Regions from separate parts of the Homo sapiens genome. Here region 2 is linked to region 1. A link is a loop called in an ENCODE intact Hi-C map of the cell type or tissue named here. Cell type or tissue: endothelial cell of umbilical vein. All regions are shown on one strand. Links, peaks and the distances in the headings refer to the core of each region. The heading gives the core; the rest is flanking DNA.

Region 1 (9,653 bases), core at 1,195-9,194:
GTCTCGCTCAGTCACCCAGGCTGGAGTGCAGTGGCTGATCACGGCTCATTGCAGCCTTGAGCTACCGGGCTCAAGCTATCCTCCTGGCTTGGCCCCTTGAGTAGCTGGGACTACAGGCGTGCACCACCATGCCCAGCTAATTTTTAAAATTATTTGTAGAGATGGGATCTCGCCAGGTTGCCCAGGCTGGTCTTGAACGCCTGGGCTCAAGTGATCCTCCCTCCTTGGTTTCCCAAAGTGCTGGGATCACAGGTGTGAGCCACTGTGCCTGGCCCTTGATGTTTCAGTTCTTGATATTTGATCCTCAGAGTCAGAAAATCTAAAAAGAGGGCTATCCCAGGTTGCCTTGGTTCATGGCAAATGGGACGTTAAGAGGGCAGAGAGAATATGAACAGAAACTGTTCTAATATTGGTCATTTAATGTGTAAGTATTGTTCTTTTTTAAACCTCCTTCATTTTTTTTCCAGGAATTGCTGGACACAGTGGCTTGGTGTGTGTCTGAGGACTGTAGGCCATGGCCCTAGGTTGTGGTTTTAGGTCTCAGGTGCTCTTCCTGGCTGTCTCCTTGCTTCTTTCCCATGTCCTCTTCTTTGTTTCCAGCCATTTCTCCCTTATGCTTAAGTTTGGTGCAGCAGGGTTTGGCTGCTCTCAGATTCCTGCTTCCTCAGATGCTGTAGTTGTCAGGCCCAGCGGGCTGGCAGCGGGATCAGGATCTGGCTAGGTTTGCTCTCACTGTGGCAGAGTAGGGGGAGGCGTGGGAGAGCACGTGTGACCCCAGGCCAGCTGTAGGGAGCATAGGCATGGTCACGTAGCCTTCAGGTCCTAGACTTTGTCTTCTCATGAGTATGGCTGTGTGTGTATGGTGAAAACTAGGTTCTACTTAGCCCAAGAAAATGGGCACATTTTGCATGTGGTTTCTGTAGAGAAATGCACTGGGTATCTGACATAGCCTGGCAGCATGCCTCCCTCAGGTAGGTTAGTCTCAGGCGGTGAAGCACGTGTGTCCAGCAAGAACTTCATATGTGGCATAAAGTCTCCGTTCTGTGAGGTGCTGGCAAATCACCACCACCGTCAAGAGGCTGAAGTGATTTTTGTCTAGGGAGGCAGGAAAGGCTTCCTGGAGTCAGCAGCCAGTAGGTGAAAGAGTAGATTGGAGACCTTCTTAATCATCACCGCCTCTTGTCTCAAGGGGTGCCAGGAAGCTGTGGAGGCTGAACCCATCTTATGCTGCCAGAGAGTGGGACACCATGAGGGTCAGGTCAAGGGGTTGTACCTTGTTTGGTAGAGAATTAGGGGCTCTTGAAGACTTTGGATGTGGTCAGGGGAGTGTATCATTTAGGAAGAGTGACCCGGTGAGGACGTGGGGTAGAGGAGGACAGGTGGGAGGGAGTCCAGGTGGGAGTGAGTAGACCCAGCAGGAGTGCAGGGCCTCGAGCCAGGATGGTGGCAGGGCTGTGAGGAGAGGCAGCCACCTGTGTGTCTGCGGAAGCAGGGGCAAGAGGGAAGAGGCCAGCAGCGTGCTGCCATCACCCAGCGACTGGCGTAGATTGTGAGAGACCATTCCCTGCTCTTAGGAGGGGCTGAGTTTTAGTTTTCTCTTGTTATACAATAAGCTTGGTATTTGTTTACAAAACATTTGTAAAGCTAAATCAAGGTTTGATAAGGCTTCTAGTTTTATTTAAGAAGTAATGTTGAAATAAATGTTTGTCCAATTCGCTTTGCTCATTTAAGGACTTTCAGTACAAACTGCAACAACAGGATTAGGATTTAAACGTTTCTGAGATGTTTTTACTCCTCAGAATTTCCCAGAATGTGATCTGGTTTTGATTTTCAAGCTTGCTGACCCAATAGGTTAACCCACAAGTTTTACGAAGACCATCTCAGTCCACTTACATCAACTGCCCATGCCACGGTTAAAGAGATCATCGACTGATGTTTGGCACAGCTTCCTCCCTCTTGGGTGGGCAAGCATTTGGAAGAGAAGGCTCCTATGGGTGAGAGTGGGGCACCAAAGTCTTCCCTGTCCCATCCCCTAGCTTGAGAAGCCCTTCTCTAATGTGGACTTTGTGCCGTTAGCATCGTTACTAGCTTGAAGTTGACCATCTGGACGTACTTTCTGGTTTAGCCTCACAAGTGAGCAAGGAGGGTTGAGAGATGTGCTGTGAGGAATGTGGGGCCCCAGCTGGCAGCAGGCTCTGGGTCAGGGGGGCAGGGACCACGGGCATACCTGACAGTGAGGAGGGGCCACACCTGCAGAAAAGGATGCAGGACTCCGCCTTGGGAAGTGTTCTAGGCCAGAGCGAGGGTCTGTGGTTTATAAGTACACCCACAGTGCTCGGGACCCTGCAGATGTCCAGGGTGCCGTCTGAGCCCGTATCATCCAACAGAATGTTCTGCTAGTGAAGATTAAAGATTTACTCCAGGGGCTTTAGGATTTATTATATATATATAAATCCTATATATATAATTTTTTTTTTTTTTTTTTTTGAGATGGAGTTTCGCTCTTGTTGCCCAGGCTGGAGTGCAATGGCGTGATCTTGGCTCACTGCAACCTCCGCCTCCCGGGTTCAAACTATTCTCCTGCCTCAGCCTCTCGAGTAGCTGGGATTACAGGCGCCCACCACCACACCCGGCTAATTTTTGTATTTTTTAGTAGAGACGGAGTTTCTCCATGTTGGTCAGGCTGGTCTTGAACTCCTGACCTCAGGTGATCTGCCCGCCTTGGCCTCCCAAAGTGCTGGGATTACAGGCATGAGCCACCCCACCTGGCCAGGATTTATTGTATTTGAACCATCTACCATTTTAATTTTGATGTTATGTAGTATTTGATGATAATGAAAGTTAAATTGTTTTTCTTTCCATTTTTCTGTTTAAGTGAATGACCTGTATCTAGTTTATTCAGTAACTTCCTGCATATATTTGTTTCTTTCATTCTTAATGAATATATTCTTAATTTAGTTGCTATTATGTTTTGCTTTGCCCCAAAATTGAAATCTTAGTTTCCTTTTAGCTCGTTTTAGAACTAGTGATGGGATGTGTCTTCCATAAATCTCTTGTGATTTGTTGTAGGCTTTGATGGATTCTAATCTTCCAAGGTTACAGCTCGAGCTCTATAAGGAAATTAAAAAGGTGGGCCTTGCTTTTCTTTTTTAAAAATGTTTTAAATTTTAAATTTTTATAGGTACACGTATTTTGTAGGTACATGTAAATGTATATATTTATGGGGTACATGAGATATTTTGATACAGGTATACAATACATAATAATCACACCATGGAAAGTTGGATATCCATGCCCTCAAGCATTTATCCTTTGTGTTACAAACAATCCAGTTACATGCTTTACTTATTTTATTTTATTTTTGAGACAGAGTCTTGCTTTCACCCATGCTAGAGTACAGTGGCATGACCTTGGCTCACTGCAACCTCCGCCTCCCGGGTTCAACCGAACTTTGGGCTGGTCTCAAACTCCTGACCTCAGGTGATCCGCCCGCCTCGGCCTCCCAAAGTGTTGGGATTACAGGCGTGAGCCACTGTGCCGGGCCTGATTGTACATTTTAAAATAACTAAAACAGTCAGGGCACAGTGGCTCATGCCTGTAATCCCAGCATTTTGGGAGGCTGAGGCAGGTGATCACCTGAGATCAGGAGTTCGAGACCAGCCTGGCCAACATGGAGAAACCCTGTCTCTACTAAAAATACAAAAATTAGCCAAGTGTGGTGGCGGGCGCCTGTAATCCTGGCTACTCGGGAGGCTGAGGTAGGGGAATCGCTTGAACCTGGGGGTGGAGGTTGCAGTGAGCCGAGATCACGCCACTGCATTCCAGCCTGAGCGACAGAGTGAGACTTTGTCTCAAAAAATAAAAATGAAATAAAATTGGGCCGGGTGTGGTGGCTCACACCTTAGTCCCAGCACTTTGGGAACCTGAGGCAGGTGGATGCTTGAGACCAGGAGTTTGAGACCAGCATGGGCAACATGGCAAAACGCTGTCTGTACAGAAATTAGCTGGGTGTGGTGGTGCACAACTATAGTCTCAGCTACTTGGGAGATTGAGGTGGGAGGATTAATTGAGCCTGGAAGGTTGAATCTATAGGTAGCTGAGATTGTGCCACTGCCCTTCAGCCTGGGCGACCAAGTGAGACCCTGTCTCAAAAGAAAAACAAAAAAACAAAAAACAAACCACTATTATCGACTATATATTATTGTCTATGATCCCTCTGCTGTGCTGTCGAATACCAGGTCTTGGGCCCTTATTTCCATCACTGAGCAAACTTCACTCTGTTAAGCAGCAGGTGTGGGATTTCATCGTTATTCAGTAATTCACAATGTTAGAAGGAAATGCTGTTTGGTAGACGATTGCTTTACTTTTCTTCAAAAGGTTACTCTTTATTAGATGAGATGAGAATTAAAAATGGTAACTTACTTTATATCTTTATAATTGAAGCCCACTAGACCTTAAAGTAGTTACCAGATGTTTTATGCATTTAAATGGCCTTTTCTCTAAAATTAGAAAGTAACAAGGAAAGAAAATGCTTCGTTTCTATGCAACCCTCTTGGTGACTAGTATGTGACTCTTAATGCAACCCTCATTGCACCCCCTCAGAATGGTGCCCCTCGGAGTTTGCGTGCTGCCCTGTGGAGGTTTGCTGAGCTGGCTCACCTGGTTCGGCCTCAGAAATGCAGGTAAGTTGTACACTCTGGATGTTGGTTTTTGTCGGGGGCCAGCTGCTACTGATCCTTTATGTCTCAGCTCAGATGTCATTTCAAAAGTCTGCTCTGCCCTCTCCAAATTGCAGTCGACCTTGCCCTGTTTATGTTTCCCTCATAGCACTAATCCATGTCAGAAATTGTCACGTACAGTCTATCTGTGTGCTTGTTTATTTTCTATCCCACCCTTCCGCAAGAGACTTATGGGATGTGTGCCCCAGGACAGCAGGGGTCTTACTGTCTTATGCTCTGTTGCAGCCCAGCAGCGATAACAGTGTCTGCACATAGTACTTGCTTAAAAGATACTTGCCAAATTGTTGAAGGTTGAGGTACCAATTTCATTATTGCTGACTATAGGAGTTATAGCAAAATATCCATTTGTCTGTTACATGAGTTAAAAATATGGTTGTTGCACTGTGAATAGTTTGGTTTAGTCAAAACAGTTGTATCTTAACGGATTGAGAAACAAAAGCAGGACCACTTTTCATCAGCTCCCTCCTTCTCCTTAACCAGCAATACATGCTGATGCTGATATCCCATAGACCCTCAGCTCCATCCTGAGTCACTGGGAATGTGGTCTAAACCCTCACTATTAATATGAACTGAGTTTCAATAAGAATCTTATATGGGTCGGGCATAGTGGCTCATACCTTTGATCCCAGCACTTCAGGAGGCCAAGGCAGGTGGATTGCTTGACCCAGACTAGGCAACATGGTGAAACGCCGCCTCTACAAAAAATACAAAACTTAGCCAGGCATGGTGGTGCGTGCCTGTGGTCACAGCCACTCGAGAGGCTGAGGTGGGAGGATCACTTGAGCCTGGGAGGTGGAGGTCGTGTTGAGCCAAGATCGCACCACTGCACTCCAGCCTGGGCAACAGAGTGAGACCTGTCTCAAAAAAACCAAAATCCAGAAAAGAACTTATATGGCTGCAGAGGTATAATCACTAAGGAAATTTCCTTTTGTATAATCTTTTTTCTTTTACTATCATTTAAAAAAATGTGTTATATTTCTGAAGCAACACATCCAGGTTCTGCACATAGCAGCCAAAGTGACCTTAAAGAATATAACTGGGTCTTGTCATTCCCTTATTTAAACTCTTGTACCCATTTCCCAGTGCCGTTTAGATAGAGATTCCAGACTCGTCAATGGCTCTGTCACCTCAGACACCCTGCATTGACTCATTAGTCTGATTAGAGTCAGGTTTTTCTTCCTCCTGATGGTTTTTTTTTCCCCCTTAGTTCTCAGCGGAACAGTCACTTCCTTAGGGAGGTTTCCCCAGCCACCCTCTGAGGCCGTGCTTGTTGCCAGACTCTGCCACTAGAGGGCAGGGCTGCACCACTCCTGGCACCTCGCACCCGGCCTGCCCTGTCACTCTGTGTGTTGGGTGAATTCCTGTGATCTGTGACTCACTGCTCTGTGTCCTACACATTCGGCTTTTCTTCTCTCCCCACAACCCCATTTTATAATTCTCCTTTTTCAGGAAAGCTTTATTCCCATTTAAAAATTTTTGTTTTTAAAATGGTATTTTCTTACACTTATTTTCTAATTAAAAATGAGTGTTTTAAGAAGTATTATGATTTACTGCAAATAATTTTTAAACCCAGCCTTTTAGATCCTCTGTGATCATAAGAGAAATGAAGGATGTCTCCCAACACTTGAGCTTCATCCACATTTCATCCTCCTGTTCTTTCAGCTGAGTTTTCCCCATCCCATTAGGGACTGTTGGAATATAAAACTGGCTTTTCCCTAACAGGGAATGAATTGCTTCTGTTTCTCCTGAAGGAGAGCTGGAAGAATGACTTGCGTTCTTTTGCATACACAGGCCTTACCTGGTGAACCTTCTGCCGTGCCTGACTCGAACAAGCAAGAGACCCGAAGAATCAGTCCAGGAGACCTTGGCTGCAGCTGTTCCCAAAATTATGGCTTCTTTTGGCAATTTTGCAAATGACAATGAAATTAAGGTATGATTGTTGCCTCAGGTCACAAACATGCGAGTGATGCTGTGAGTGAGTCTGTGGAGGGTGAGGGCTTCTGAACAGGGAGTCCTGTGGGAGTGCTTCTTGGGGTATGTTGTATGTCGTAATTTAGACTACCATCATTTGTGTTATTTTTGAGGCACCTAAGGACTTCTTTCCACTTCTCATTTCTTACTGTGGGGTGAAGAGTTGAATTGGGAGATGGTTTCTAGATGCAAATTGAAAAGGCATTTTTCCAGAGCAGATTTGTTTTCGGCGTACTAGAGTGACTCTTTAACCTAGCTGCGGGAAGATGACTGTGCCAAGACTGCAGGTAGGAGAAAGCTCACTGACGAGGCCTTGTGGGTCTGAACGTCCTGCAGCTATCAGAGCCTGTTGGCTTCCTGTTGTGCATTCCAACAAATCATCTTCAAACCCACTTTAGTGTTTTGTTTATAATGTCCAGAAATAGTGACCCTGTCACATGCTCTACAGATTACAGGATTCTTAGCCTCTTCCTTTTTGGTAGGTCAGTCCTGGGTTTGAGCCCAAGTGACCCTCCTGGGAGGTGATGATACACACTGGGTAGAGTGGAATCAGATGGACTTGGATTAGAATTCTGTCCTCTTTACTAGTTATTTTCCTCTAGGCAAACTGCCCAACAGCTCTAAGCTATTTCCTTCGTATTCTGAAAAATAAGCCTTAATGGGACCCATATAGGGCAACTCTGAGAGTAAAATAAAGGAATATGTGTTAGAGTGTAGCATAGTCACCCACGGGAAGGGCTTAGATGTTAGCTGCTACTGCTCTTATTAGCTGAATGATTTGGAATAAACTGTTAGCCTCTCTCATGTTTTTTCTCTTGAGCTTCGAAGTTTTCTTGTTAATACTAAGGAGATATTCAAACTAGTCATGGGGTTTTGGAATGACGAAGGGAGATGATGAATCTAAAGAATTTAGTGTAATATTTCTTCATGCTCAGTAAATGGTAGTTTCTGCTGCTGTTATTTTTATTACCATCTCTTTGGAATGGGAGTAGGTGCTCCTTTGTGGTCAGAGGCTGTGAGAGCTCCACAGCGCCAGTTTGCCCATCTGTACACTGGGGTCTGTTGAAGGCAGTCCCCTCTGTGATATCTCTGGCTGTCAGAGCTCAGATGATAGATGGTATTTTTGTACTCTTAGTTCTCATCATTTTCATGATTTCGATCACCATTTGAGTATGATGATGCTAACACTTTGTTGAACGTAGAATCCGTTAATTACTTCCTTCCTGAACCTTTGGCATTAAAAAAAATCTATTCTGCTACCTCTCTGCTCATTTATGGTTATTCAAATTTATTATCAAGAGCCTGGTACAGTGGCTTGTGCCTATAATTGTAGCTACTTGGGAGGCTGAGGTAGGAGGATTGCTTGAGGCCAGGAGTTTGAGACCAGCCTGGGCAAGATAGTGAGACCCTATCTCTAAAAAAACTGAAAAAAAATTAGCTGGACATGATGGCATGTGCCTGTGGTCCTAGCTACTCAGGAGGCTGAGACAGGAGGCTCGGTTGAGCCCAGGAGTTGGAGTTCGAGGCTACACTGAGCTGTGATTGTGCCACCACACTCCAGCATGGGTGGTAAAACAAGATGCCATTTCTTAAAAAAAAAAAATATATATATATATATTATCAATGAAATTCAGTAGTACCAACAGGATTATAAACAAAGATAGTAGTTCCCTTCCTACTTTTTCTCTTAATCCTTGTGTCTCACAGGCAAACATAACTCTTAGTATTTCTTCCAATATTTACTTTCATGTTTCTTTCTTTCTTTCTTTTTTTTTCTTTGAGATGGAGTTTTGCTCTTGTTGCCAAGGCTGGAGTGCAATGACGCAATCTTGGCTCACCACAACCTCTGTCTCCCGGGTTCAAGCGATTCTCCTGCCTCAGCCTCCTAGTAGCTGGGATTACAGGCATGCATCACCACGCTCGGCTAATTTTGTACTTTTAGTAGAGATGGGGTTTCTCCGGGTTGGTCAGGCTGGTCTCGAACTCCTGACCTCAGGTGATCCTCCCACCTCAGCCTCCCAAAGTGCTGGGATTACAGGCGTGAGCCACTGCGCCCAGCAACTTCCACATTTCTAAATAACATGCTTCTACTGCTATTTTTTTTTTCAATTTTAGACATTTTTTTACTTTCACTATAGTTCTATCAGAATTCAGTGTGTACGTTATTATGCCTAAGTAAATAGTCATGGTTGCTTACGTATTATATTTCTTTGATTGTGTTTCTTATTTGATGAGAAAGCTGTGTTTTTTGCTCTGGGTTGAAACTGGAGAGAGGACCTGGGGAGGAGGAGGAGGACAGATGAAGTTGGTGACTGTACCTTCATGGCCATAGCTGGGTTCTCAGCACCCGGGGATCTGCTGATCACCTACTCATAGGCCAGGCCCCTATCGAAGTTCTAGGTGACCCAGTGCTGGGGACGGGGGGGCCACCTGCAAGGTCTAATCATGGAGGTGGGGGCTACAGTGTTGGCTTGTGCTGGGGCCAGCATCCTTAGGAAGGCATCTTGGAGGTGGAGGAGACAGCCGCCCACTTCTTGATTGGGGCCTTCAGCAGCACCAGCTTCTTGGGCAGGCTGGTGCTGGCTTTCATCACCATGTCGTGTTCAATCTTCTTCCAGATCCTGACTTCTAGGTTCAGCTTTCCTCAGACCCTGGTTCCTTTCAGAGGCCATTGCTGCTGCCTTGCTCTTTGCTGGCTTGTGCCTTGATTATATGTCTTTGTACAACTTTTTGTTTTCCTGGAGTTAATCTTCACATCTGTTTTCTTGGAGTTAATCGTTACCTCTATATCGCTTGCTTATTATTCTTTGGCCTTTTTGTCTTCTCACACCTTCCAACTTCTTTGTAATATGTGTTTAGTACAATTTTTCATGACAGGTAGTTTACTGAATCAGTTTTTCCCCAGTGTGGTCATCCAACTTGAGTTATCCAGCTCTCTGCCCC
Region 2 (9,653 bases), core at 988-8,987, 200 kb after region 1:
ATCATTGCCTCATCTCAGAATCCTTAACATAATCCTTTTCCAAATAGGGTCACAATCACAGCTTCTGGGGATTGGGCCCTGGTATCTTTGGGGCTGCCGTTTGCCCCACTGCACCTGCCTAGACCTGGGGGTGGTGAGGAGCCACGTGAGGAGGTCACAAGGGCACAGCGCTTCAGGCCCCAGGAGCCTCCCCGGCTGCCCTCCTCTGTAACACGGGGTCTGTCCCCGGCTGCCCTCCTCTGTAACACGGGGTCTGTCCTGGCTGCCCTCCTCTGTAACACGGGGTCTGTCCCGGCTGCCCTCCTCTGTAACACGGGGTCTGTCCCCGGCTGCCCTCCTCTGTAACACGGGGTCTGTCCCGGCTGCCCTCCTCTGTTACATGGGGTCTGTCCCGGCTGCCCTGTGGGCAGGACAGGTGCACAGCTTGTCCTTAACACGCTTGGTGCTGAAGAGGCTCACAGTACTGTGAACATTGGCAATGATTTTGTCTTTCTGAGAGTGGATAAGATACTAAAAGCAAAAGGACCCCTTCAGGCCTAGTGAACACAAAACAGTGGTGGAACCCTCTGTGTCTTTTTCCCTTGAATCCTGTAGGTGGGTTACCAGGTGTCGGTGAATAGGAGAATCACATGTAGGAGGCTGATTGGAAATAAGACCCATTTGTTGATGAGAAAAATTGGTTTCAGTCTTTCTGGGGTGTTTTGGGCTAAGGAGAGGCCCGCCAGGGCCAGGGATGGAGAGTGAGGCCGGGGTCCGAGGGCCGGGGATGGAGAGTGAGGCCGGGGTCCGAGGGCCGGGGATGGACAGTGAGGCCGGGGTCCGAGGGCTGGGGATGGAGAGTGAGGCCGGGGTCTGGGCTGTGCTTGTCCTTTCCTGTCCTTTACCTGCCACTGTGGGTTTTGTCCAAGGAAGCAGGTATGAGGGAATGAAGGGGTGGGGGGCGCAGAGGTGACATGTCCAGGTGGGGTGATGGGGGACCTCCGAGGTGCCAGCAAGGAGGAGGAGAAGAACATGGACGTTGGAATGAGCCAGGTTTAAACACAGCCTCTCTCCAGGGCTAGACTTGCCAGGTACAGTGTTGCCGCACAGCATTTGGGGCGCACTCATACTAGGAAGTTGTCATGTATCTGAGATTCACATTTAACTGGGTATCCTGTATTTTTTTTTTTTTCTAAATCTGGCAACTCCATTTATAGTCTCACTCTGCACAGATTTAAAAACCACAAACAGAAGTAAATATCAAGTAGAGATAAAAAGGGAAAGTCAAATACAAATGGAAAGGAAGAATTGAGGAGGTTTGACCTTCAGTGTTCCAAAGATACTGAAATAGTGTTTGTTTCTGGAATCAGGAAGTTTCATCAGCTGTGGCGCACGGGGGTATCCTGGAGGGCTGTGGCCTCCGTGTGTCCTGTTCACTTTTCCTGAAGCCAGGTCATCACCAGGCCGGTGCCCAGAGTGAGCTCACAGGGCAGGCCCTGCTGGACTGACCGCAGGGTCAGGTTGGCGCCTGTGACGTGGCTTTGGGCCCTGGCCGTTGTGGTCTGGGGTGGGTGGGGTTGGGGGCTTGGCTCCCGCTCTTGTCTGAGTGTCTTTGTGGTGTGGTGCTTCTGCAGGATTGGAGTTTCTGGAGTTCACGTTGTGTGGCCTTCAAAACCACAGAGACACGGGCAGGTGGGGCCTGCTGTGCTCAGCCCCTCCCAGCCTCTTGTGACTGGTGGGCTCCGCTCCCCCTGCTTACAGAAGTGGTTCCTCCTGCCCCTTGCACGGGGGCCTGTGTGTGTGCCCACAGCACCACATCAGAAAGCCCCGGAAGGCTGTGGGGTGACGTCTCTGTGCATGAGAAGGGAGGCGCCCCAGGAGTGAACAGGCACAGCCGGAGTGTGGGGCCCCTGCTCTGTGGCTAGGTTCTCAGAGCCTAGAGGCTGGGGGTGTTGGAGGAGTCATTGGGGGCCTCAGGTAGGAGGTGAGCTATGAGCTGAGCCACAGAGTCGTGGGGGGAGGAGAGAGGGCCCGTTTCAAGAGAGAGTGATTTTTGCAAATGGTGTCCTCCTGCATGGCCTGGCCCTGCTGTGCACTGTGGCATTGGGCTGTCTTAACTGTCTGTGACCCCGGGGCAGCTGGCCCTGGGAGTTCAGGACCGTCACTGGTTGCCTGTTCGTAGTTGCCCACCTGGAGCTGCTGCAGAAGCCACGAGACAGTTCTTGAATGAATAAACGAATGAATGAGTGAGCAGGAAAATCATGGGGCCACGAGGAAGTGGGTCTGACCGAGGGGGATGTTGAGGTTTGGGGAGGGACCCAGTGAGAGAGCCTCAAGAGGCTGGACCCAGTGGGACAGGTGCTTGGGCAGGGATTAGGAAGTGGGGAAGGACAAAGCGCTGGCAGCTGTGGGCAGGAGGAGGGTGAGGGCAGGGTGGGCCGGCAAGTGGGGTACAGCGGGGAGTCCAGCAGGAGGTGTGGCCACCATGCAAGGTGAGCCTCGGTACGGCGACCTAGGCAGGGAGGATGTGGGAGGGCCTCCGACTGGATGGGGACACAGGTGACAGCCACAGGGCACCTGCTGGCTCCCCCAGTCTCACCTCTGTGGCCCTTGCTGGAGGACACTGGAACCAGCAGTGCTGTATTTCAGCATCTGTGCAGATACTCTGTCCCTGGAGGCTCTTTTGCTTCATGGACTCTGGGTCCTTGGAGGATCCTGCAGAGTTTCCCCTCCTTGGGAGAAGCCCCCTCCTCTTCCTCAGCAACTTGAGCTTGCCCTGGTAGTGGGGGGAACAAGAGGAAGGAGGAACTAAGCCAGCTTGTCTCCCTGGGTGCCTGGCTTCCCCCCGCCCCACAGACCTGCCCCTGATGTGTTCTCTAGAAGTAAAACGGAGCTACAGAAGCTAAAGCCAGTGTTCACACTTTATGTGATTAGTATTAGTGTGATGTTAGCACAACTATTTCTTCAACTTTATATGACTTTCTGAATGCTACTTCCTTTTACTGTTGCTGGACTGTAATAGTATATACCTTTTTCTCAAGTGTTCAAAGAAACGAAGCATTCTGAAAGTTGCCAGTCTTTAATTTCTTCTTTACCTCTTATTTCTTTCCCCTAATCATTCATGTTTGCCATACTTCTGAATTCTAAAAGCTGCATTAGTTTTTGAGTGAATTCTCTTGTAAGCACTGAGTCGCTGTGCTGCTGCCTAGCAATGTGTGGGATCTTTCTGAGACTGACAATGGAAGAGGAAGAAAGCGCATTTGCTCCATGAGGCCGGAATTGAGGCATTTAATGTGTGTGTCCCTGATGCTCAGCCTCTTGGTTTCTTTGGATTTGAAATGTTAAAACCTCAAGAAGTGACATTTATTAAAAACCCACGAAAAACTATGCATGATGACAAAATGCTGACCTGGGACATTTTATGTATTGTACTTTTCAGTTCAGCCTAATGTATTATTCAAAAACTATGCATATTTATTCAAAAACTACTCATAATGTTGGTGGCTGCTGACCTGCTGCCTAAACGTAGGTTATTAGTATTCAGATTCAGGAGACTAAAGCTACCCAGGAACTGAGACACTCTTGAGAACCAGGTAGTTTTTGTTAGTGGAAACGTGAGCTTTGAGGGAGGCCGCTTTCTCCCGGGAGTGTGCTGGTGGAGAGGGAGGCAGCTGGGGCTGCACTGTAGAGCCCGGACTGCAGTCAGCCAGCCTGGCTTTGAATCCTAACTGCCTCCAGTCGTGGTGCTGGAGCCTCGGTTTCCTCATTTGTAAAACGGGATAATTAGACTTCGCTTGTGAGATTATGATCAGTTCGGCTTCTTTTTAGCCGCTTTTCCCCATTCTGTAGAGTTTGTCTCTGGTGTATCTGGTGTGATTTCCTTAATCACCTCCTCACAGAGTAGATTTCAGGGACCATTTTTGAAACTACCTGCTTTACATTGCCACCTAGATATAAGTACAGCACCATTTTGTGCTTATAGCAGGAATGGCAGCAAGTCAAACGACCCTGGAGCTATTTTGCATCACGTGGCACGTTGGTTCGCTGCCGCTGTGCAGCACACTGCGTCTGTAGCTGCAAGGCTTCTGGGATCAGGAGTCCTGCCTGGTGAGGCTCACGCAGGGCTGTGATCAAGGCGTTGGCCAGGGCTGTGCGATGAGGATTCGTTTCCATGCACACTCATGAGGCTGCTGGCAGCCTCAGAAGATCCATTTCCAGGGTCGCTAATATCGCTGTTAGAAGACCTCACATCCCTGCTGGCTGTTGGCCAGAGACATCCATTCCTTGTCACGTGGGCGGCTTCCTTGGGCAGCTCACAGCCAGGCAGTGACTTCCCTGAGAGGGAGTGAGGGAGAGCATGAGCGAGACGAAAGCCATGGTCTTTTGAAAACCTCATCTTGGAAGTGACATCCTATCTCTTTTGCACATTCTGTTTGTTAGAAGCGAGTCGCTAGGTCCAGCCTACACCCCAGTGGAGGGACTGCAGGGGCAGGATGACCAGGAGGTGGTGTCATGGGGGCCATCTCAGAGACCACCTGTCACTGTGCACCTGCTGGTCCCAGAGATTCATGTCCCTCCCATGTACAAAATACACTCCCCGCAAGGTCCTTCCATGACAGCATCTGCTCAGAGTCCCGCGTCATCCTCTAAACTGGCTCTAGGTGGGCTGAGATGCAGCTCCTGGGGTGCACGGTACCCCGGTCTATTGACCTGAACTAGAGAGACACGCCGTCAGCTCATCCAACCACAGCCACGGTGCCATCATGGCAAGCACCACAGGCCAGACCTTCCTGTTCAAAATGAGGGAAAATGGAGGCAGGAAGGAGCCTCAGATGTGCCTCACTTCCGAGACCCAGCCTGGCAGATGGTGGCAGTTCAGAGGCAGGAAGGAGCCTCAGGTGGGCCTCACTTCCGAGACCCAGCCTGGCAGATGGTGGCAGTTCCTTGTTCAAGTGTCATGATTTGGGACTGATAACTGTCCCTCTGCCCTTGGAGGCTTTGATTCCTCTCTCTGACTCATGCTTTCCTTTGTTTGAAACACAGCAGCTGCTTGCAGTTGAGTTGTTTTCTCAGCCTGCTTCCTGCTGATAGGATTTCCGGGTCCAGCACCCACTTTTTATTTTGTACTGCCTCTGACCCTTGTAGTTCAAGCTGGCAGTGATAGTTCTAACTTTATGGGCCTCCTGGGAGTCTCACTGGTGTCCATTCCATCAGGCACGAGCCATACCTGGCATCCCTCTGAGATGAGCCCTGCTCTGCCTTGGGGTCCTGAAGGGTGAGGACTAATGCCCATAAGCTTCTCAGGGCCTGGCTATTCCATGAGAGGCTGTGAGGCCCACCCTTCGTCTCTTTACAGAGGCTCCAGCCATCTTGTTGGTGCTCAGCACACAGCACCATTGTCTTGATGTCACATGCACAGCAGGCTTGCCTTGGACAGAAGCGGAAGGAGGAGCTGGCTGGCTGGAGCATTGGGGGCCGCCTGGCAGTGGGCTGCTCAGAGGAGAGTCAGTGGCAGGAGGTGCGATGACGATGACATGAGTTTAGAGGAGGGTGTGGAGACGAGGAGACGGATGCAGGTATCACTCCACCATGGGGAGTGTGAGTGTGGGGGCAAAGGCTGATTTGGGAAGTCCCGCTCGATAAGCGGCACAGCCTTTCCACCCCTGTTTCATCTAAATTTCTTTAGCATAACTGGAGTTGAATATTTGGGCTCCTGTCCTGCCTTGCTTGTAGACATGTGGCACCCTCTGCTCCTCAGTCAGGCACTGGCCTTGATGACATTTCCTTCCTTAAACACAAATAGCTGTTGGTCTGCTCCGGCACCGAAGCCTCAGGATCACTGCACAGGGCCTGGGGAGGCAGTAACTGGTGCAGGGGACCGAGCAGGGAGCAGAGAGTGGTCCCGGGTGTCTGAGCCCACCCTCTGTGGCACTCTGCTTCTGTTTGGGTAGGGAATGTCCTGGGGGACGCTGGTGGGTGGGAACAACACAGCTCTTGCCTTGTGAACCCGGCAAGTAGCAACAGCCCTCACTGGAGGAGCTGGGTTGGGCTGGGTAGAGGGGTGATGGGGTGATGGGGTTTGGGGTCAGGGAGTGACGGTGGATTCCAGGTGCTTTTTTGGAGGCTTCTTCCTAGCTCCTCATTTTAGGCAACTAAGCAATGTGCCAGGGTGGGTTTTCGTCAGTTTCCGATGTTTGGTTTCCTTCTCATCACATCACTCTCTTTTCTGAGTTGGTGCTGACCAAGTTTGTTGTTGATGGATGTGGGGTTTGGAGTGAGCCCATCGTTCACACCTCTTAACTGCCTCCCCCCACAAGCTTAGGAGCTTTATGGGATGTGTTGCCGCTGGCTGCTTTTCTGGTCCTAGGATACGGCCTTTGCCGACGTGTTGCCGCCGGCTGCTTTTCCGGTCCTGGGATACGGCCTTTGCCGACGCACCTTGCTCTTAGGCAGACTGTCTTGGACATGAGCCCGCGCACCGCTGGGGACAGGCCACGCTGCGGCAGCGTGTGCACACGGCATGAGGTCCGTCTCCACCAAGCCAGCCTGGGGTGGGATGCTGTGGGTCTGAAGAGAGGAGGCCAGGTAGATTTTCGTAAAACTAGGAGTTATTTATTTTATTCATGATTATGATGGCCTTTATGTAAAACTTCATCAACCCTCTTACTTTTACTTTTTTAGTACAAAAAAGTTCTTTTTAGAAAATGTAGAAAACATGCACAGAAATAATTGCATTCAGACACTTGAGAAAGTCAAGAATGTTTCAGTCAAATAGGTTCTTGGCACCCTTCCCTCCTCCCCTCACTCGGCAGGCGTGGATCGCGCACCTGCCCTGGGCCGTGGGTGTGCCAGCCTCGAGGCCTCGTGGCCCCTGCTCGTGCCTAGAACTGTGCCTGGCATGGAGAGAGCGCTCCCCACTGTGAAGTGTGTGGACAGATGGCAGCCTGTTTCCTTGTGTTAGCAGAACTCCTTTAAGTGCCCTGGTGTTTGGGCGGGAGACGCGAAATTCTACACTCAGAAGGTCCTGCCTGACAAACAGTCCTTTTAAAAAGGGTCCTTCCTTCTTTCTTCCCAAAGTTCCAAAAAGTCTCTTAGAAAGAGCAGGGCATATTTTCCTTACCTGGTGTATTTGGGTTCCAGCCAGACTCACCAGGATGACTGGGGGCGCCTGGGCAGAGGAAGCGTGCAGGGGCTTAGGAAGCATGGCTGGTGTTTGTGCGATTCTTGGAGTGGTGCCTTGGTGAGCTGCCCCAGGACCATGCGGTCAGGTGTGCGGGCAGCTCTGGGCCCAGGGGCCGTGTGCACAGTGCCCGTCCATCTGGTGCTGCTAGGGCCCTGGCCCTGAGCTGGTTGGGGAATTGCAGGTCTGCGTCTGCTGTGTTCCTCCCAACGCCTGCAGCACCCCAATTTTTGGCCAGACAGGGCCGGTGCACTTCAGGAGGTGAACAGAAAGAAACACATGTGACGATCTCAACAGCCGGCGTTAGTAAGAGGCTGTGTCCTCGACGCGAGGGATTCTGTTCACTGTCACAGGACTCAGGGCAGGTTTAGATGTGAAGCGTGTTGGCTCGGCGCTCCTCTTGCTGCAGGCGGGCCGTGGCACTGAAATGGCGAGGCACCCTCCCCGTTTGCAGATTGTAAGTCTTGGAGCGGGGCTAGCGATTCGTACTTATTTCCGCGGGCGGCTGGGGTGCGAGGTGTATGGGGAGAACAGCTGGTCTGTGGTGCTGCGTGCTCTGGGTGGCCTGTGCAGCCCTGTGATGGTCTCCCCAGGCCACCACCTGGCTGCCTAAGGCCCACGCACCTGCAGGCTCTGTGTTCTTAGGTGTCTGGTGGCAGATTCTCATGCCTTTGTGTGAGACTTGTCTTTTTCTTCTGAAAGTTTTGTGGGACTTTTTTCATCTCCCTGCTCAGGGCTTGGTGGGCCCTTTGCATTCGAAGATTCTTGTCTGCCTTTAGCTCTGGGAAGCGGCTGGCGCCGTTCAGGGCTGGGAGCCGCTCTGTCAGGATTGTGCTGTCATCTGTTGCATCCCGGGTTACCTGTGCCCTCCCAGGCCCTTTGTTGAAGGCTGAGAGGTCTTCCTGGAAGGGACTGTTTTCCTTATGTTGCAGCCTGAGCCTGCGTGGAGTCCCAGACGCGGTCGGCACTCGCAGCACTGCTGAATGGCAGGTGTCCGCTGAGGGGAACCGGGCAGGGGAGGAGCTGGGACCTGGGAATGGCAGGTGTCCTCTGAGGAGAGCTGAGCAGGAGAGGAGCTGGGACTCGGGAATGGCAGGTGTCTGCTGAGGGGAACCGTGTTGAGGAGGAGCTGGGACTCGGGAATGGCAGGTGTCTGCTGAGGGGAACCGTGTTGAGGAGGAGCTGGGACTCGGGAATGGCAGGTGTCTGCTGAGGGGAACCGTGTTGAGGAGGAGCTGGGACTCGGGAATGGCAGGTGTCTGCTGAGGGGAACCGTGTTGAGGAGGAGCTGGGACTCGGGAATGGCAGGTGTCTGCTGAGGAGAACCGGGTGGGAGAGGAGCTGGGATCCGGGAATGGCAGGTGTCCGCTGAGGGGAACCGTGCAGGGGAGGAGCTGGGACCCTGGAATGGCAGGTGTCCGCTGAGGGGAACCGTGCAGGGGAGGAGCTGGGACCCAGGAATGGCAGGTGTCCGCTGAGGGGAACCGTGTGGGGGAGGAGCTGGGACCCGGGAAATGGCAGGTGTCCTCTGAGGAGAGCTGAGCAGGAGAGGAGCTGGGGCCTGGGAATGGCAGGTGTCTGCTGAGGGGAACTGTGTTGAGGAGGAGCTGGGACCTGGGAATGGCAGGTGTCCGCTGAGGGGAACCGTGTGGGGGAGGAGCTGGGACCCTGGAATGGCAGGTGTCCGCTGAGGGGAACCGTGCAGGGGAGGAGCTGGGACCTGGGAATGGCAGGTGTCCTCTGAGGAGAGCTGAGCAGGAGAGGAGCTGGGACTCGGGAATGGCAGGTGTCTGCTGAGGGGAACCGTGTTGAGGAGGAGCTGGGACTTGGGAATGGCAGGTGTCTGCTGAGAACTGGGTGGGAGAGGAGCTGGGATCCGGGAATGGCAGGTGTCCGCTGAGGGGAACCGTGCAGGGGAGGAGCTGGGACCCTGGAATGGCAGGTGTCCGCTGAGGGGAACCGTGCAGGGGAGGAGCTGGGACCCGGGAATGGCAGGTGTCCGCTGAGGGGAACCGTGTGGGGGAGGAGCTGGGACCCGGGAAATGGCAGGTGTCCTCTGAGGGGAACCGTGTGGGGGAGGAGCTGGGACCCGGGAAATGGCAGGTGTCCTCTGAGGAGAGCTGAGCAGGAGAGGAGCTGGGGCCTGGGAATGGCAGGTGTCTGCTGAGGGGAACTGTGTTGAGGAGGAGCTGGGACCCGGGAATGGCAGGTGTCCGCTGAGGGGAACCGTGTGGGGGAGGAGCTGGGACCCGGGAAATGGCAGGTGTCCTCTGAGGGGAACCGTGTCGGGGAGGAGCTGGGACCCGGGAAATGGCAGGTGTCCTCTGAGGGGAACCGGGCGGGAGAGGAGCTGGGGCCTGGAAGGCCAAGGCAAGGGCTGTCTCCAGTCCACGCTGCACCCCAAGAAGGGAAGTGTGGAGAGGTATTGACTGGTGGCTCAGTAAAATGGCCTGGAAGTGGCCTTGGTGATTCCAGAATCTGCCAGCTCACTCCC

The links. Peaks named below come from ENCODE experiments on the same cell type or tissue, not always from the same donor. Only the 100,000 strongest peaks of a DNase experiment are listed, where the experiment ranks them.
Region 2: it touches region 1 in a loop (4-fold over the local background); 2 of 110 quality-filtered maps call a loop at or near these places.

Annotation. Positions count from the first base shown.
Region 1 is chr4:3,100,755-3,110,407 of GRCh38, forward strand. HTT (huntingtin) reads left to right here. Exons shown (of 67, transcript NM_001388492.1): 4 at 3,070-3,129; 5 at 4,603-4,682; 6 at 6,531-6,669. Among named protein-coding and RNA genes, the nearest start is that of HTT, 31 kb to the left of the region's middle. In endothelial cell of umbilical vein, for the core only: a CTCF peak has its summit at 6,025 (motif pointing right); a DNase peak (open chromatin) is centred at 6,027; H3K27ac peaks cover 2,062 bases.
Region 2 is chr4:3,300,835-3,310,487 of GRCh38, forward strand. The region is part of intron 1 of RGS12 (regulator of G protein signaling 12); the gene reads left to right. Among named protein-coding and RNA genes, the nearest start is that of RGS12, 13 kb to the left of the region's middle. RefSeq lists enhancers at 1,888-1,937, 1,958-2,017, 3,624-4,273, 7,490-8,208. In endothelial cell of umbilical vein, for the core only: no CTCF peak of the experiment used is centred there; DNase peaks (open chromatin) are centred at 1,407, 4,217 and 5,017; H3K27ac peaks cover 4,071 bases.